Regions from separate parts of the Mus musculus genome. Here region 2 is linked to region 1. A link is a loop called in an ENCODE intact Hi-C map of the cell type or tissue named here. Cell type or tissue: heart. All regions are shown on one strand. Each heading gives the region's core, and the rest is flanking DNA. Links, peaks and the distances in the headings are about the cores only. Region 1 holds the start of Gm39360 (a long non-coding RNA gene). Region 2 overlaps Smad6 (SMAD family member 6).

Region 1 (8,876 bases), core at 559-8,558:
TTTTTTTTAAAGATTTATTTATTGTTATATATAAGTACACTGTAGCTGTCTTCAGACACTCCAGAAGAGGGCATCAGATTTCGTCACGGATGGTTGTGAACTACCATGTGGTTGCTGGGATTTTAACTCAGGACCTTTGGAAGAGCAGTCGGTGCTCTTAACCACTGAGCCATCTCACCAGCCCTCGCTGCTAGTTCTTAAGTGTAACTTTGCTCCTGTTATGAATCATAATGTAAAGATATGTGTTTTCCTATGGCCTCAGGTGACTCCTCTAAAAGGACTGTTGGGTTCCCAAAGGGGTCTCGACCCACTGCTCTAGACACACTAAAAAATCAGGTCCTCAGTGAATACATAAATGTATTAAATTTGAGTTTGTCATCTAGAAGATGCCTAAGAACATTTTAAATATGAGCATTATGTTTTGTTTATTTTTATTGCTGGAAACAGGGTCTCTTGTAGCCTAGGATGGCCCCAAACTCAATATGTAGCTGAGGATGGCCTTGAGCTCCTACAGTAGCCCCTACGTCCCAAGTACTGGAATTATGCCCAGCTAAACATGTATGGTTTTTGACATGTTAATTACACTTTTAGAAAGCTGCCTTGCAAATAAATGCATGCTTGTATCCAAAAATCAAGAGAAACCTGTCATGTAGATACCATTTGCAGTAAGAAAAAAACTGAACCAGCCAGGCATGGTGGCACACACCTTTAATCCCAGCACTTGGGAGGCAGAGGCAGGTGGATTTCTGAGTTCGAGGCCAGCCTGGTCTACTGAGTGAGTTCCAGGACAGCCAGGGCTACACAGACAAACCTTGTCTCGAAAAAAAAAAAAACAAAAACAAAAACAAAAAAACACAAAAACAAAACAATAAACCTTCATACAATGCTGTAATGTTCACAAAAGCACGGTTTTTGTTTTAAATATTTTTAAATTATTTATTTGTGTAAGTGCATACACACACACACACACACACACACACATGCATGTCTATGTCCATGGAGTCAAGAAAGGGCATTCAATTCCTGGAGCTCTTGGGGTGCTAAGTATGTAACGCCAGTTCTCTGAAGGAGCAACAAGTACTCTTAAATGTTGAGCCATGTCCCCAGCCCCTCGTTGTAAGTATTCTTAGATCCAAGGGGGTGGTTAGTGCTTCTTTCATGATTGATACAGACAGTACTGAGTCTAGGATGGGGAACAAAGCTGGAACTTTTTCAGAGAATTCTCCTTTTAAACAGTACAGCAAACACACTGTTACAGTGCCCAGGAACTTCATGGCTGTAAGATCAGGCTTCTTACATATGTAGCTCTATCAGACTAAGGGTGAGAAGATCTGTCAACTGACTCAAGAACGGTGCAGGGGAGAAGACAGAGGCACAAAGTGCTAATACATTGATTTCATGGCTTACAAAATCACAGAGCCATGTAAAATCCCAGCATGTCGCCCTCCTGTCTCCCTCAGGCCCCAGGGCTTCCCTGACGCTTTGAATCCAGGCCTTACGTGTGGCCTGGACCTTCCACAAGAGCTTGGGGACCTCTGTCCCCAAGCTTTAGGCTGATGTTCTGCTGGGCCTGGCCTTGATGGCCCTTGCAGGGTTTGTATACTGAGAGGAGTGTATGCCTGCAGCTCCGTCTGCTGACCAGACCACAGCTCTGCAGTCCAGGGTTCCTACCTAAGATGGGAGTTGTCCAAGTTGGGTTTTTGTTGCTATGATTAAACACTGACCAAAACCAATTTAAGGGAGGAAAGAATTTATTTGGCTTATAGGATACTATCAAGGTAGGAACCTGGAAGCAGGAACTGAAAAACAGACCAGGGAGAAATGCTGCTTCCTGGCTGGTCCCCCATGGCTTGCTCAGTCTGCTTCCTTATACGACCCAGGGCCACCTGAATACTAGTGGCTCAGCCCATGTGAGCTGGGCCCTCCCACATCAATCACTGATCAAGAATACCCCCAGAAGCTTGACAGCAACCAATCTGATAGAAGTATTTTCTTTTCTTCCCTTCCCACCCCTCACCAAACAGTGTCTCACTATGTAGCCCTGGCTGTCCTGGAACTTATGATATTGACCAAGCTGGCCTGGAACTCAGAGATCCACCTGCTTCTCCCTCCCAGGTATTGGGATTAAAGGTGTGCCCCACTACGCCCAGCTTAGAAACATATTCTTGATTGAGGTTCTCTCTTCCCAGGTGACTCTAGTTGGTGTCTAGTTGACAAAAAAACAACCCAGCACTACCTGTGCAGATGGCACACTAGGCAAAGTCACCTGCAGCCAAGCTGGATGACCTGGGTTCAATTCTTGACACTTGTGTAACTAAAAGGTGAAAACTGAGTCCTACAAGTTGCCCTCTGACCTCTACGTGCGTTCTGTGGCATGTGTGCACGCACCCCTACACGTTCATACACAAGAACAACAAATAACACAGAAGATCACAGTTCTGAGTGGTCCAACACCTTTTTCTGACTTCTTTGGGCACCAGGCACACACTGTGGTGCACAGACGTACAGGTAGGTAAAGCACACATACACTGAAAAGAAATAGATAAAAACCCACAGAAATAAATAAAGGAAAATGACAAAATTACCTCCCTGGGGGGGGGATATTTTAAAGAGAAAGACGTGTCCCTAGAGGTAGCAGGAGGATATTGCTGCAGCCCCGGTTCCTGTAGAGTCATAGCCACCTGTGACACTCGAATTCCCTTCTGGAACACCTAAACTTGGAACCCATCCCTCCTCCCATCCCAGATCCTTCCCTCAAGACAGGTGAGCCTGCTTTCCAAGATGAGCAAGAATCAGGCCTGGTGCCTGCAGAGCTCAGGCCTTCAAGTTAGCTCTGAAAACAAGCGCAGGGAGCAGAAAGAACTTAGCCCAGGTCATCTAGAAGGTTGATAGCAGAATCAACACGAGACTCTGGAGGGAAATGGTGTCAGAGGCCTCCCTGCCTGTTTCTCGGGTTTTTCCAGATTCATCTGCTGCCCCAGCCCTACTGTCAGCTACAAATATTTATTAAGTGCCTACCACATATAGTGCTCTGGTCTGGGCTCTGAGGACTGCAGCAAATAACACAGGTCCAGAACTTACCCTCCTGGAACATACTTACGTTAGTCAGGCTGCTACCTACCTTTTAGGTTTGGGGACAGAAGAATGCATCAGAGACGAAGAGTGGCCAGAGGATCTGCAGGGTTTAACAGGCTCTGCTCACAGGAGTCTCCTGACCATTCTCCCTTTCCGCAGAAGCCCCCCAAATCCCCAATTCATCTGTGAGGAAAGGAGGGGGCCTAGAAAATGAAGACACCAGGCAAGCAGCACCAGGGCTGGGAAGTGTGGGTGGGTGCAGCAAGTGAGATTTCTGTATTCTCTGTGAGGCTCCCCTTCAGGAGAGGTGAGCAGAAGGCTGTGTCAGCTATTTTTAGGGGTCTTCATCCTGCCTGTGGGATGCTAAAGTGGCTAGCCAGCTGTGATTTGGGGCTGGCTGCTCTGTTCTGGTATTCTGATCCACTACTCAGGTCCCTGACCCTAAGTGGACTCACCCTGAGGTTAGCAGTGAGAGTCATAGCTGTCTCCCAAACATAAGTTCCTTATCTTCCTCACAATTTTGATCAGAAATTACCTGATTCCCTTGGGCCACTCTGGGAAGAATGGGTCTTCAGAGAGCCCTCTCTTCAAGAGCAGGATTCCCAGCCTGGTGACTGAAGTTCACTGGGCCAGGGTAACAGGCTGGGAACCCCTAACCTAGAAGCTTGCTCTCTGCTGCCATCCGGCCAGAAGTGCTGCCAGGGCAGGGTGTGAGTGCCTCCTAGCGGCAGCTCAGCCAAGTGTCCCGGGAAATACATACCAATCCCCGTGGGCAAAGTGGAGGTAGCAGTTTAACTTGTCCTCAAATTTGCACAAGAATGTTGTTATTTAGAACAACTCAAGCCTGGTGTGGGGTGCACACCTTTGATCCCAGCTCTACAGCAGAGGCAGGCAGATCTCTGACATTTCCAAAACAGCCTGGTCTACAAAGTTGTTCCAAGCTAGACCAAGTTATGAAGCAAGACCTCAGACAAAGCATAACAAAACAAACAAACACACACACACACACCACCCTCCAGGTGAGAACAGCACGGAGGGCTAGATCCAGCCTGCTCCAGGATTCAGGTGCCCACAAATCAAATTCCAAGTCTTGGTCCCTCTCACAGAATGCAGAATTAACTCCCCCCCCATCCCCCCAGGGCAGCCACAACAGGTCCGGAGTAATAAAAACAAGCGGACCAGCGCATCTCAGTACACCCAGGATGGCCCAGTTCTAGAACATTTTGGAAGTGCATTTTTCCAGGTACCTCTCTGGTCTGGGGAAAACCAATACACGCACGCACGCACGCACGCACGCACGCACACAGCTACCATGGCTCCATCAGTGTACACAGAAAACACAGAAGTTAAGAAAGCTTCCTTAGAAGTTGAAGAACTGGTCCAGTGGTTGAACTTGTATTACCCTTCCCAGCACTCACCTAAAGCACGTGTGTGTGTATGTGTGTGTGTGTGTGTGTGTGTGTATACACACAGTAACGTTTTTTAAAATATATAATTTATTTTTAGTTTATGTTCATTAGTGTTTTGCCTGCATGTATGTCTGTGTGAGGGTGTCAGAAGCCCTGGAACTGGAGTTAGAGATATGTGAGCTGACGTGGGTGCTGGGAATTAAACTTGAGTCCTCTGGAAAGAGCATCCAGTGCTCTTAAGTAGTGAGACATGTCTTCATCCCCTACAGTAAGTCAGAGAGAGGGGGGTGGGGGGGAGAGAGAGAGCACTTCTTTAGTCTGGCTGAGCCACAGAACCCCGTAAGCTAGGATCCCCTATGGCTAATAATGTACACCAGCAAGCACAGAAGCACACAGCAAGACCCCCTCAGGGTCTCTAAGAATACTGTCCTACCTCAAGGATTACAATGGGCATTCTCCCCACTAAGGAAGGAGGTCAGGAAGGTACCCAGAAAGTTCAGTATGTAGGAGGGCATGGGGCTGTGAGTATCTCACGTGCCTCTAATTTTTTTTTTTTTTTTGAGACCTCAAAGGCACAGCTGATCCTGGATCTGAAAGGGACACAAAAGTCAGGAGCAAACAGCTGAGTCCCACGACACCTGGGCACAGGGACAGACGCCAACTGCCCCTCTGCTCCAAATAACAGACCACCAAAGGCTCACACCGCCAGCCCACCCAACCTGTACCTCTGCCCCATCCTGAGGAGAGGGGAGCAGCTGAGAAGAGAGCCAGTCTGGAGGTTTTCAGGTGCCCCTGCCAATATGGAGACTAGCTCTACCACACGGCCTCAGCCTCCACAAGTGCCCTACCCTCACGCCAGCCTCTGAGCCTTCCTTTTTTTTGTTTTTTGTTTTTTTTTTTTTTTTCCGTCTGTGATGTGGCGACAAGCCCCACCTCTGGAAGAGGTGAAGAACCAGTTTAAACAGAATGTTCAAGCTGGGTGGTGATGGCACACGCCTTTAATCCCAGCACTTGGGAAGCAGAGGCAGGCAGATTTCTGCGTTCGAGGCCAGCCTGGTCTACAAAGGCAAGACACTTGCCACCAAGCCTTAACGACTTGAGTTTGGTTCCCTGGGATCCAAACGGTAGATGGAAAGAATTGACTCCCATAGATTGTACTCTGATCCTCACAAGATTGTACACACACACACACACACACACACGTAATTTTAACATTGAAGGAAAGCATTCCACACAGAGCCTGAATCGGTACACGTCTCCTCTTTTCCCAGAGGCCTTGATTTGCCCACCTGGACCACGAGAGCCCTTAAAGCCCAGATGGTTTTCTGCTCATCTCTTCCTCTCCTCCCTCTACTCCAAAAGGAAGCCTAGACTCTTGCCAAGGACTTATCTCAGGCTTTGGAGAGAGAGGGCTGCTTGAACCCTGACTAAATCCTGCTGAAAGTGGAGACTGGCCTGCCAGACTCAGCACTCCCCACACACCTGTCCGGAATGACTGCCTCATTATAAAGCCTGGCTGCAGGCACTAGCTACCCACCCCTTGCCCCAAACAGCCTGCTGCAGCCTCCTCAGCCTGGAAATCTCTATCATTTGCCGATATACATCTCACAAGGCACGCTGAGTGGAAGGGGCTGGCATCTGAAGCCACAGGCAGGTGGCCAGAGCCACCCAGTCACAAAACGCAGACGGGGAAAGGGCCTCCCCAGGTGCGGCTGGCCTTCAGGTGAGCAAACTGGATGCTGCAACCCCTTCTCCCAGGCCCCACCTTTAAGAGCTCTGCAGACCGAAGCATCCCACAGGCATGCAGGCGAACTCTGGCCTTTCCACTTGGACTCTCAGCTCACTGGTCCTGGGACAAGCAGAGAAGATGGCTGACAGGAAAAAGCTAAAAAGAAATGTCGACAGAAAAGGAAGAAGCCTCCAGGTCAGTCGCTTTTTTCTAGAACCTTCCTGTCACTCATGCCAAGAAGAGGGTCAGCTGGTCAGGGCCAGTCATCACCAGATCCCACTCCCTATCCTTCTGGTAACAAGTGACCCACTGCAAACACACACTGGAGCGCAGACACAGGGTCTCATGTAGCTTGGGCTGACCTCAAACTCGCTATATAACTAAGGATAACCTTGAATTTGCCTCTGACTCTTGATTTCTGGGATTACAGGCATGAACCACCAAATTCTATGCAGTGCTAGGGATTGAACCCAGGGTTTCATACATGCCAGGCAAACACTCTACCAACTGAGCTACAGCTCTAACCCCAAACTTCTGCATTATATATATATATATATATATAAACATATATATATATATATATATAAATTTTTATTTTTATGTATGTAAGTACACTGTAGCTGTTTTCAGACACACCAGAAGAGGGTATCAGATCCCATTACAGATGGTTGTGAGCCACCATGTGGTTTCTGGGAATTAAACTCAGGACTTCTAGAAGAGCAGCCAGTACTCAGTACTGCTGAGTCATCTCTCCAGCCCCTCCATTTTGATCCTTACACACAAAGGCTCACCCATTTCCTGTTTCTTGAATTAGACATGATGGTCTCCCTTGTGACTCAGGATTCTGAGGCAAACATTAAGCTTCTGGAACAGGTGGAACTAACACCCGCAAAGGCCCCTTAGTTCTTCCCCAAGAAAGTGGAGCAGAGGGGCTGGTGAGATGGCTCAGTGGGTAAGAGCACCTGACTGCTCTTCCAAAGGTCCGAAGTTCAAGTCCCAGCAACCACATGGTGGCTCACAACCATCTGTAATGAGATCTGATGCCCTCTTCTGGTGCATCTGAAGACAGCTACAGTGTACTTACATATAATAAATAAATAAATAAATCTTATAAAAAAAAAAAAAAGAAAGAAAGAAAGAAAGAAAGTGGAGCAGAAAGGAAACAAAATCCCACACATTTAATCACCAGCCAGTGGCGTCTATGGCACTCAACTGTAGTCATGCTATTGTTGGGACTTTATGGTTAGGTTGAACCTGAGCTGCCCAATAACGGGGGCCACTTGCCACATGTAACCGACTGAATTAGAGAGCCTGAATTAGGCCATAGTGACCCAAATGCTAGCATGAACCATACCTCAGCTTGGTAGGGAAGATTATCTTATGTGTGATGTGATGTGTGTTCCTTTGAGGGATAGCTCAGGACTTGGGTTTCCCAGGGTCCCCTTCTCCTCCTTCCCCATCCCATAGCCCACAGTGACAAGGAGGAGAAAGGATCAGCATCTGCTGGGGGAGGGGGAATTCTAGGATGGCAACTGAGGACCTCTGAGGACCTCAGGGTCAGTGTGTCTCTGCTAGCCATCAGACGGTTTGGGGAGATGAGGGAGCATGGCAGATGGTGGCTTCGAAGTCCTAAGGCCTATTTCATACAGCCTGTGAGTTCAGAGACATGTGACAGGGGACCCTCTCTGTCCATGCCATCGTGGCTGTTGCTGTTATTTTCTTTCCAGTGCCCAGAACTGTGCCTGGATGGCATAGGGCTTGACAAGAGGATTTTGAGTTTATGAGTCCAGTGACTGTGATACTCACAGAATCACCTCATGGTGTGTGATTAGCCTCACTCTGCAGAGGTGAAAACTGGTCGAAAGGCATTCAGGAAACCGAGGGCTGGAGTTCAGCTTGGTAGAGCACTCATCTAGTGTGCTGCACAAGTCCCTAGATTCAATCCTCTGCACGGCACAACTGAGAGGGACGGCACACACTGCAATCCCAGCACTTGGGAGATAGGAGTGGAAAGGTCAGGTGTTCAAGGTCAGCCTTAGCTACCTGGGGAATTTGTGGCCAGCATTGGCTGCAGGTGACCCTGGCTTAATAAAACTTTTAAAGCTTTCTTGTGTCCCCAGCTGAGCGGCACCAGCCAAGGCCCCGGCGCACAACTGGCAGGGTGCAGGATGCAGCTCTTGAAGTCCATATCCTAAGGCAATGTCCTTCTCTAGTCCCAAGAACTTGAGTAAGGCTCTTGGGTCCCACAAGCTGAAAGAGAGATCCCAGCAAGAGGTTCGCACTCTGTGAAGCCAACCTCTTCCCTCCTTGTCCTTCCCTGACTCTAAAGAGGCAAAGCCCAGGAGGACAAGGGGTGACTCAGACACTTCCTGTTTTCTTGGCCACAGTAACATCGAGATGGAAACCGCTTAGGCTGGGGTTCATGGCCTAAGAGAGGGGGCTTGGAGAGAAGGTCAGAGTTGCAGAGCCAGCCTGCTCTGGGACAAGGTTGGAGCCAGCTGGGTGAAGCGGCACAGTGTGGTTTCCTGGCCTGGGTGACTGAAGACAAGCGTGGTTTGACGGGTGGCTAGATCAGCAAAGGAGAGAGGGCTTGGGCCAGCTTTTCTTGAAGTGTAAGGGGTTTGTTTTGAGTCCTTGGGGATTGAAGGAGGGCCCAAGGTTCT
Region 2 (8,876 bases), core at 187-8,186, 140 kb before region 1:
TCTGTGAGGGTATCTTTCAGAAAATTGCTCTCATATAACTCTGGTCCTAAAGTGTGATGGATCACTGGACCACCAGCTCTATCATGACTTAGCCATTCCTCCATCTAGAATGGCAACATGTCCCATTTTTGAATCAGAAATATACTCCCTGCCTTTCATATACCTTTAACACAGCTCGTGTGGCAGATTCTTGAGTGTGGTATGTGCAGGTGTATGCGTTTGTATCCTATTAAGGTCCTAAAAGAAGCCTCACTCCTGGGTGTGAGATTGGAAAGTAGGCCTCCATTCTTTCTTCCCCAGACTGTGGGGAGACATGGTATTTTCTAGTTTGCTCAGAGCTCTGAGATGGGCTGCAGGGACCAGAGCCTCCCTAATCCAACTGGCATGCACTTCCTCACCCCTCCCCCATCTAGTGGACACACCCCAGCCATGGGCAAGGAAGAACAAACCCTTATCTGGTTCTTATGTATAAATATATCCCCCACCCCCACATCTCTCCTTTGTTTTGTAGCCCAGAACTCTGACATAGCTGGGATAGTCTTGACCCTACTGGTCCTCCAGTCCCCGCTTCCCAACCAGTTCTGGGATTACAGGCGTATCCCACCATACCCTGTCAGCTCCCTTTCCTGCTGACTCCCTCTGCTTCAGACTCAATAAATACTGAAACCAAGTTCAGTTTGGCCCCAAAAGCCCACTGAAGCCCTGAAGGTTCTTTGTAAGAAAGAAAAAAACTATAATGCAAACACTTTATTATCAAGAGTGACTGGTATTAGTTTTTTTGTTTTTTGTTTTGTTTTTTTTTGGTCTGGGCATTAATATTTTTTAAAAAAGCCATACACCAAACCTAGGCTTTCCACCTAGTTCTACTGTATAATTCTCTTTAAAAAAGGAAAGAGGGAAAGAAAGAAAAAAATATATCTGTATTGAAAGAATTACAAGCCAAAGTGCGTCTTTCTTGTTTCTCCATATACACACATTGCACCATATATAAATAATTACGTTGTAAAAATGACTCCATAATTACAAGTATAATATATATTTCCATATAATATATAAAACTTTATATTAAATCTAGGTAGATGATATCTGGGGGGAGGGCGAGGTTGTCCCTGGGGTGGTGTCTCTGGGCGCTGGCCCCCCAGAGGTTGGGGGACGCTGCGGCACAGTGGCAGCCGCATTGCTATCTGTGGTTGTTGAGTAGGATCTCCAGCCAACAGGGGCAGGAGGTGATGAACTGTCGCGAGTAGCAGGGTCCCCAGCCCTTGGCGAAGCTGATGCGCACACTGTGCGGGTCGTAGGGGCCGTGAGCGGCGTCTGCGTGCTGCAGCAGCCCTGAGCGCTCAAAGTCGAACACCTTGATGGAGTAACCCGGTGGCACCTTGCGCACGACCAGGGCGCGGCCTCCGGGCGCATCCAGCGTCGGGGAGTTGACGAAGATGGGGTGCTCGCCCCGGTTGTAGGCCCACACGCCGTCTGGCTCCTTGCTGAGCAGTATGCCAAAACCGATCTTGCTGCGCGTGCGCCGCACCGACTCACTGCGCTGCTCCAGGTTGAGCTGGCCCAGGCAGAAGCCGCTGCCCTGAGGTAGGTCGTAGAAAATGCTGACAGCCTGGTCGTACACCGCATAGAGGCGGCCCACGCGTGTCCGGTGCTCCCAGTACGCCACGCTGCACCAGTGGCTCGGCTTGGTGGCATCCGGAGACATGCTGGCATCTGCAACGCAAGCATAGGATATGGCAAGGTTATTGCTGGGGGAGAGGGGGGGAGGCTGGGCAAAGTTTTCCAAGATCAACCAGTATGTGAGCAACCACTGTGTGCCAGGCTGCCAAATAATTTAGCACACAGTGGGAATTTCTCTCTCTCAAAAAATACGTTTTAATGGGGGGGGGGGGCGCGGTGAGAGCGCACTGAGAATCAAACCTCTTCAAGTTTGGCAACAAGCATCTTTACCATCTCATTCCGCCCCACATAGGATGATGAATCTACAGTATGCAAACCAGAGTGCCTACTGTGTGCTAGCCCCTGGGACACAAAGATATGAACCACATCCAGCTCCTGTCCACTATAATTTTACAACAACTAGGAGAGATAAACACCAACAAGCACAATCTACCAAGCAAGTGTAGCAATCTTAGAAGACCCCATCTGCAAGGTCATCATGACCTGCCCAAGGTTCACAGAGGCCAAACTGGAATGTGATTCAGACCCCTCAGTCCAGGACTTTACCCCAACAGAGCTCCCTCAAGGGGCTGGATCCAGCACAGGTCAGAAGTGAGGTTGGGATCTTACAGGAAGGTTTGGTTGCACACATTGCTAGCCTTTGATACATAACGCTATCTGGCACGGTGGCATGCACTTGCTGTCCCAGGTACTCAGGAGGCAGAAGATGCAGGATGTTTCAAACCAGCCTGGGCAAGCATCCCTCCCCCTGTTCCCCCAGAAGAACACTGATGGCATTCCCCTGCCTCAGACTTCCTGTGCTCCTTAACCAAGTTGACTTTCAGGTTTCCTGAGGCCCACAACCACCACCTTACTTGTGGCTGCTAAGTGCTATTTTAAAAAGTGGGCTTTGTCTGGGTGATGGTGGCACATGCCTTTAATCCCAGCACTTTGGGGTGGGGGGCAGAGGCAGGTGGACTTCTGAGTTGGAGACAGCCTGGTCTACAGAGTGAGTTCCAGGATAGCCAGGGCTATACAGAGAAACCCTGTCTTGGAAAAACCAAACCAAACCAACAACAACAACAACAACAACAACAACAACAACAACAACAACAACAACAAAAGAGGGCTTTGTTCTCCAAAGGATGTGCATGGATGTCTAGTTCTGGGATGTGTCCTGCTCCACTCCGGATCTCAGTTTCCCCACTGTATAGCAAAGCAGTGACCTGCACTTTGTCTAGATGGGCCTGAAACATGGCCCCACTCCACTTGGGGGGTTTTCACACATGTGGGGACCTGATATAGCCAAGTCTGCCTTGGAAGGCAGTCTCGGAGCTCTTGTTGTTGGGCATAGCCCACTTCTGAGATGAAGTCTCTGGCATCCTATCTTTGCTGTGGGCCCCCACCTCACCATGGCTGTCCACTGAAATTATATGATCTGCCATGCTTGCTTCTGGCCGGAGCCTTCTGAGCACAGAACCCACGTTCACCCAGCTCCTCCCAGGGGACTTGTCCAACAACCAACCTAACCTTGGATGAGTGGCTTTGTTCATTACCAGTGCCATGAGGCCAGCTCTGCAGCCTTCACTTAAGTCCTGAGTCTCCAGAGGGCCCTGGACCCTCTTTTCACACAGAGAAGGCTGCCTGGCTGCTACCTCGGACTGCACAGGGTCTCTACGAACAGGCCCGTTCATCACTCAGGAGCCAGCCACAGGTCCCTCAGTCTGAGGACAGTCAAATCTTCACACCAGGCAAAAGCTAGCTACAGTTGAGGAGGGGAGTCAAGGGGATCCTGGCTATCCCCAACTAAGTGCCCTTGGTGAGTGCACATACATAGCTCAAGCCCACGGCAGGAGAGCAGGATCAGCGAGGTCCTGAACTCCATCCTGCCAAGCCACTGTTCCTCTCAATACCCATCCACCTGGCGCAGGCTTGGGAAACTTGAGGGCCAGAAAAACAAGGCCGTGCCCACTGGCCATGAGCTTCCGGTACTGCTCGCAGCCAGGGAGACTTCCTCTAGTGAGCCAGGCCAAGTGAGGTTAAGAAGCTGTGTGCAGCACCCCGAGGATGCTGGGAGCAGAGCTAGGGTGGGTACCAGGCATCGCTGGGCCCCTCCTATGAGCTAGGCACTGCCTTCACGGGTGAGGGAACTGAATTCCCGATTGCGCACCCCAGAATTCTGGAGCCAGCCTCACGGAGAGGGCAAACCTTTGTGTGTGTGGTGCCAATGATGAAATGCAGTACCCTTTCTCTCCTGCTGAGCTACACCCAGGTCCCAAGCCAGCCACACTAGAGGGCGCTCTCCTCCATCCTCAGGCCAGTAGTTCTTAATCCTGATGCGAGACCCTTTAACCCAGTTCCCCACGCTGTGCTGGTGACCCCCAACCATACATTTTCATTGCTGCTTTTTAACTGTAATTTTGCTACTGTTATGAATCCTAATGTAAATATTTTTTGGAGATAAGAGGTTTACCAAAAGGGCAGAATGTCAGGCAGGCGCCTCATTAAAACTTCACTGGGCCGGTCACTTCCCTTCTCTGAGCCTCAGTTTCCCTATCTGTAATAGCAACTGCTGTAAGGACCTACGAGTCCCGTGGGTGCTTACTTCACTGTCTCACTGAGGAAAGGGACTACTAGTTTCAAAGTAGCCTTGTGTCAAGGTCAAAATAGCAGCTTCAAGTCAGAGAGTGTGCATAGGAGCCATAGGCAGGGAGGGAACACTTTCTTCTTGCCAATGTCTAGAAGGCTTTGCAGCTAGGAGTCCAGTGGGGCTTACCGTTTCTCTCAGGTACCTGTTTGATCCCTAGCCTGGCCACAGGATCCTTCACAGGGATGTTGCCATATGCCTCTGATGTCCAGGCTAGACCTATCTCCAACCCTATGGAAATTAAGCTGACTGGCTTCCAAATTCTGCTGCCCTGTAAGGCCCTCTCTTTACAACAGCATCCTCTCTGGGTCTGGACCACATGCCTACTGTGGGTCAGTGGCTCTGGGGATAGCCTACTCCCCACATATGAACAAAGGGCCTCAGGCCTCTCGGGGTCCTTCTCCAAGGCTGCAAATATCCCGGGGACTCTGAACACACTAAAGCAGGGGAAGAAAAGAAATAAAACTCATCTCAAATGTCTGTGTATCTTACACACAGGAAGCCTGATCTGAAGGTGGGCTCAGGTCTGAGGACAGTGGAGGGGTTGTGGGCAAGGACTTAAAGGTAACCCCCTCAGCTTTAGAGCTCCTCAGGATCACCTCACCTGGCAGGGATACCCAGGGCTCCCTAGAGGGAGTATGTCTCTCCCCCGATCCCGTGTGTGTGTGTGTGTGTGTGTGTGTGTGTGTGTGAGAGAGAGAGAGAGAGAGAGAGAGAGAGAGAGGGAGGGAGTGAACCCAGGCCTTTAGGCTTGCTTGGTAGGAGCTCTACCACTGAGCTACACCCAAGCCCAAGCCACACGTTTAAATGGGAATAGGGTGGGTAGCCATGGCACTGATGCCCAAGCCCCACGTTTAAGTGGGAATGGGGTGGGTAGCTACAGCACTGATCAATCTGCTTGGTTTTGTCCTGTGGGTATTTGTTTTCAAACATTTCCTCCTGACACAAACTAAAGAAACCTTGGTCTAGAGAGGACCTGTGGGTTCCACACGTGGACCTCAGTGGCCTTATCTCTGGAAGGTGGCACCCGGGTTATAATGATTTGCCTGAGGCCACCCATCAGAGATGGCAAAGTTGGGACTAGGACTTAAAATCCTTGAATGAGGTAAACACATGGCTGCAGCCACCTGACTGGCAAGCTTCTCCATGTACCCAAACCTCGCCTCTCTTCCTTTGTAAGAACTTATCAGTCATCGAGGGCTCTGCTCACCGGGGGCCACTGTTGGACTCTCTAGAAACTCAAACAGTAAATCAAGCATACACAGAAAGAGACCGTCATCTCGCTCACTGGCTCCAGGCCTGTTGCAACAACCCAGGCAAGGGGACTCAAGCTTCGAGGTGCTCCAAGAGGACTGTGAGTGGGAGGGCCCTTTACACTCTCTGTAAAGCACCTCGGTTAGTTCCTGGACTGGCACCTGTGGTGACCGACCTGCCCTGTAACAGAAGGGATGGAAAGAACACTTACGATCTAGAATGAGCCCAGCTGTGGCTCCATGCTCAACGCTCACAAGCTCCAAGAACTCAATTTTGTGGAGACCTGTATGCTGTGCGCTGGTGTGCTTCAGTGATGTAGAGCAGGCAGGCTGCACCCATGAGCCCACATGGCCCTACTCTACTCATCAGGGACAGTGTCTTGTAGAAAGAGCCTTCTCTCTTTGGGGTTCCAAAGCTCTGGCCCTGTCATCTTCCACAGCCACCAGCCTAATTAGGAACCATCTCTTTAATTGCAAATAAATACCGGGGGAGTCAGACCAGAGCAACATCAAAGGTGACCGAGGTCTGACCGAAACTCACGCTTCTCCCTCCTCCCTCCCCTCCCCAATCCCTGGCCTGCTCAGGGCCTGGCCTAGTTCCCAGCCAGCAACGGGTCCCGCTGGGAGGGGTGGGTGGGAGGAGAAACGCTGGGAGCCCTGCCTTCTAGCCAGGATCAGTTAACTGCCTCCTTTCTCAGCCTCGGTCCTCTCCGAGGAAGTAGCTATAATGTGCAGCTCTGAATTTCTATGTCCCAGCAAACTCTAGCCAGTCCCTTGCTGGGAGCCCTGCTCAGCCGGTCTCCAACAGGGGGATGGTGTGGCTCTCTCAGGGACACGGGTTAGCAAAGAAAGGAACCAACCAACTCCACAAACACCAAACGCACAGCAGAATGGACCACCCTTAAGTGCGCCTGCTTGGAGAAGGAAGTCACACACAGAAAATCCACTGAAAGGCAGAGGCGGGAAGTTCTCCATAGGCAGAACAGCTGATAAAACATGCAATAGCAAAGGTGGGCGGCAGCTCTCAGTGAGGAGTTCTGGGCTACATGTTCAAGGCCCCAGGTTCCATCCCCTAAGACTGCAGTAAATACATACAAAGAAAAGGAAGGAGGAAGGAAGAAGAGGAGGAGGAAGAGGAGGAGGAGAATCAGGGCAGTTGATAACCTGAGGAGTAGGTACACAGGAAGGAGAGAACTTCCAAGACAGGAACGATGGGAATCGGGGTGTATATATACACCCCAGAAGAGTCACCACAACCTAAACACTAGGCTAAGCAGGTTTTGGCTGTAGCTACTGACATCTACAGGAGTCTCAGAAGGTCCCCCAGGTGACAGCCCCTCGCCCCCATTGTCTCCCAGAGGTACCCACATTCCTGCCACCAGAGGGTGGTGGCAGCCTTCTCTGAGCACCAGGCAAACAGCCTCAACAAAGGCCGTCTCCCTTGCTCGGCCCAGCCACAGTCTGCCATGCCTTCCTCCAGAGCTCTCTGCCCAGCCAGGGTGCCTAGAGACCAACATGTAATTTTGTGTGTGTGGGAGGGGGGTACTGGACCTCAAGGGGGCTGGCTGGAGTCCGGAGGAGGTGGAGAGCGGTGGAATCCCAAGAAATGTCTTTAAGCTTATTCGAATCAGCAATTTTCTGTCAAAACAAAGTGCAGGAGCGCGGTGGTGTGCTCCCTCACAGGATCCAGCTAAAGCACGAACACAGTGAAATGTCTTCTCCTGCCCTCTCTCCGCCTTCTGACCACAAATGCCCAGGGTGGGCCATCCCAAGAAGGGACCAAAACATGTCCCAGTCTGGCGAGAAGACAAAGCACTCCCGGGAGGTTTGTGGGGTGGTCCGTCCCCACCGTATCCCTAATATCTGCTGGGCTTCACATCTCCCTAGCTTATACCACCGTCCTTGCCACCAATTAAAAACAACCAATAAAGACTGCTTGGCAGTAAGCTTCAGACAAGAACCAAATCCACTCCCTGTGGCGTGCCGAGAAGAGAAGAGACCAGCTCTCTAAAATCCAGAAAGCAACTAGCTCAGGGGTCACACAGCAAGTTGGTGGCAGAACTGGAAATCAGCCTAGGGCTTTCTCTCAGCCCTTTGCATGGGGGCCTCCCACTCTCCTGGAAAACTACTTTCTTCTGTCCCAAGTCATGCCTGTGGCTTCAAGTTCCCTTCATCCAACCGGCAGCGTTTCATCTGTGGCTCCAGAGCCTGGGAACAATTACGCAGGCCCTGCATCTGGTTAACCTAACACCCCTTTTAAAGCCTTATTTGCCCATTAGATAAGTAGTTTTTGTTATCAAACTGAGGGGAAGAAACGAGTTTCCAAGGAACTCTCCTTTGTCCTTTGGGGCCGAAGAAATGGCTTCAGGTTTGCAGCCAGTCCAGCCAGCAGCATTCATTAATGGTCCTGGCCTTCCTCACAGGGGAGGGAGGGCCTGTCCTTGCCCCTGGCTGCTTCAGAAAAGCAGAGAAAGAATGCACACAGGGCCACGTTAATGGTCAGCAGCTCAGAGCCAGCCGAGCGAGCCTCTGCTGAACGCGGGCTGGCCCAGCTGACAGGAGTTTCCTCCTCCTAGCTCCCCCCCACCTCCCCAACCCCCCACCTCAGAGCCAGCACCTCGGGCTCCCAGAGGAAGCCTGGCTTCCAAGAGGAAGTTCCTAATCGCTCATTACATCACAAGAGATCTGGCCACCGCTGCTGCGGGCCTGCACCGGGCCCACCGCAGGGGCTCTTTTAACTGTGGGTCTCCAGTGTGGAGACCGTGCTGTCCTCCCGCCCCACATGGCTACTTGGTTGCTCTGCTGGCAAAAGCGAGATGGGTACAGAAAGGGAGAATGCCAGCAAGAAGAGAGGGGAGCCCAGGAACAGGAAGTCCACTGGACCGACGACTGAGGGGAGGTCCAAAGAGGTGAAGTGACTTATACATGTCACAGTAGAAACCGCTCAATGGAGCTGGGACCAGTGGTATCTCCGCAGAGGGCATGGGTTTCACGCACTGGATCAGGAGCAAGGAAGCCTGTGTGCAAAGTCCAGCCCTGCCACTCACCAGCAACGGTAACAATCCCTACAGAAAATATTCTGAGAGACACTTGTGACCCTCCCTTTGGCCATCAGACAATTGTCCCCAAGGAATTGGAATTTCCCCAGGAATCTCATGCTGGGAGCAGGAAAAGGCAGAAGGCTGGTGTCAGCAAGAGGGAGAACAGAGATTTCACACTGTTCTGACAACTTGTCAGGCCACCTTGCAGGAGGGACTGGATCCTAGGCAATAACAAGCCAATGATGCTCGTGCAGGATCGCCCCTTGGACGGGGCTA

Evidence for each region. Peaks named below come from ENCODE experiments on the same cell type or tissue, not always from the same donor. Only the 100,000 strongest peaks of a DNase experiment are listed, where the experiment ranks them.
Region 2: a loop joins it to region 1, with 4 times the contacts of the local background. A loop is called at or near these places in 2 of 42 quality-filtered maps.

What each region holds. Positions count from the first base shown.
Region 1 is chr9:64,096,861-64,105,736 of GRCm38, forward strand. It overlaps Gm39360 (a long non-coding RNA gene), which reads right to left and starts at 3,695. Exons shown (of 3, transcript XR_870861.2): 1 at 3,611-3,695; 2 at 3,122-3,175. In heart, for the core only: a CTCF peak has its summit at 1,633; a DNase peak (open chromatin) is centred at 3,791; H3K27ac peaks cover 1,374 bases.
Region 2 is chr9:63,952,344-63,961,219 of GRCm38, forward strand. Smad6 (SMAD family member 6) reads right to left here. Exons shown (of 4, transcript NM_008542.3): 4 at 733-1,713. The coding sequence ends at 1,181. Among named protein-coding and RNA genes, the nearest start is that of Gm36033, 13 kb to the left of the region's middle. RefSeq lists an enhancer at 5,972-8,876. In heart, for the core only: CTCF peaks have their summits at 3,929 (motif pointing right) and 6,927 (motif pointing right); DNase peaks (open chromatin) are centred at 3,838, 6,148, 6,978 and 7,338; H3K4me3 peaks cover 2,215 bases; H3K27ac peaks cover 7,142 bases.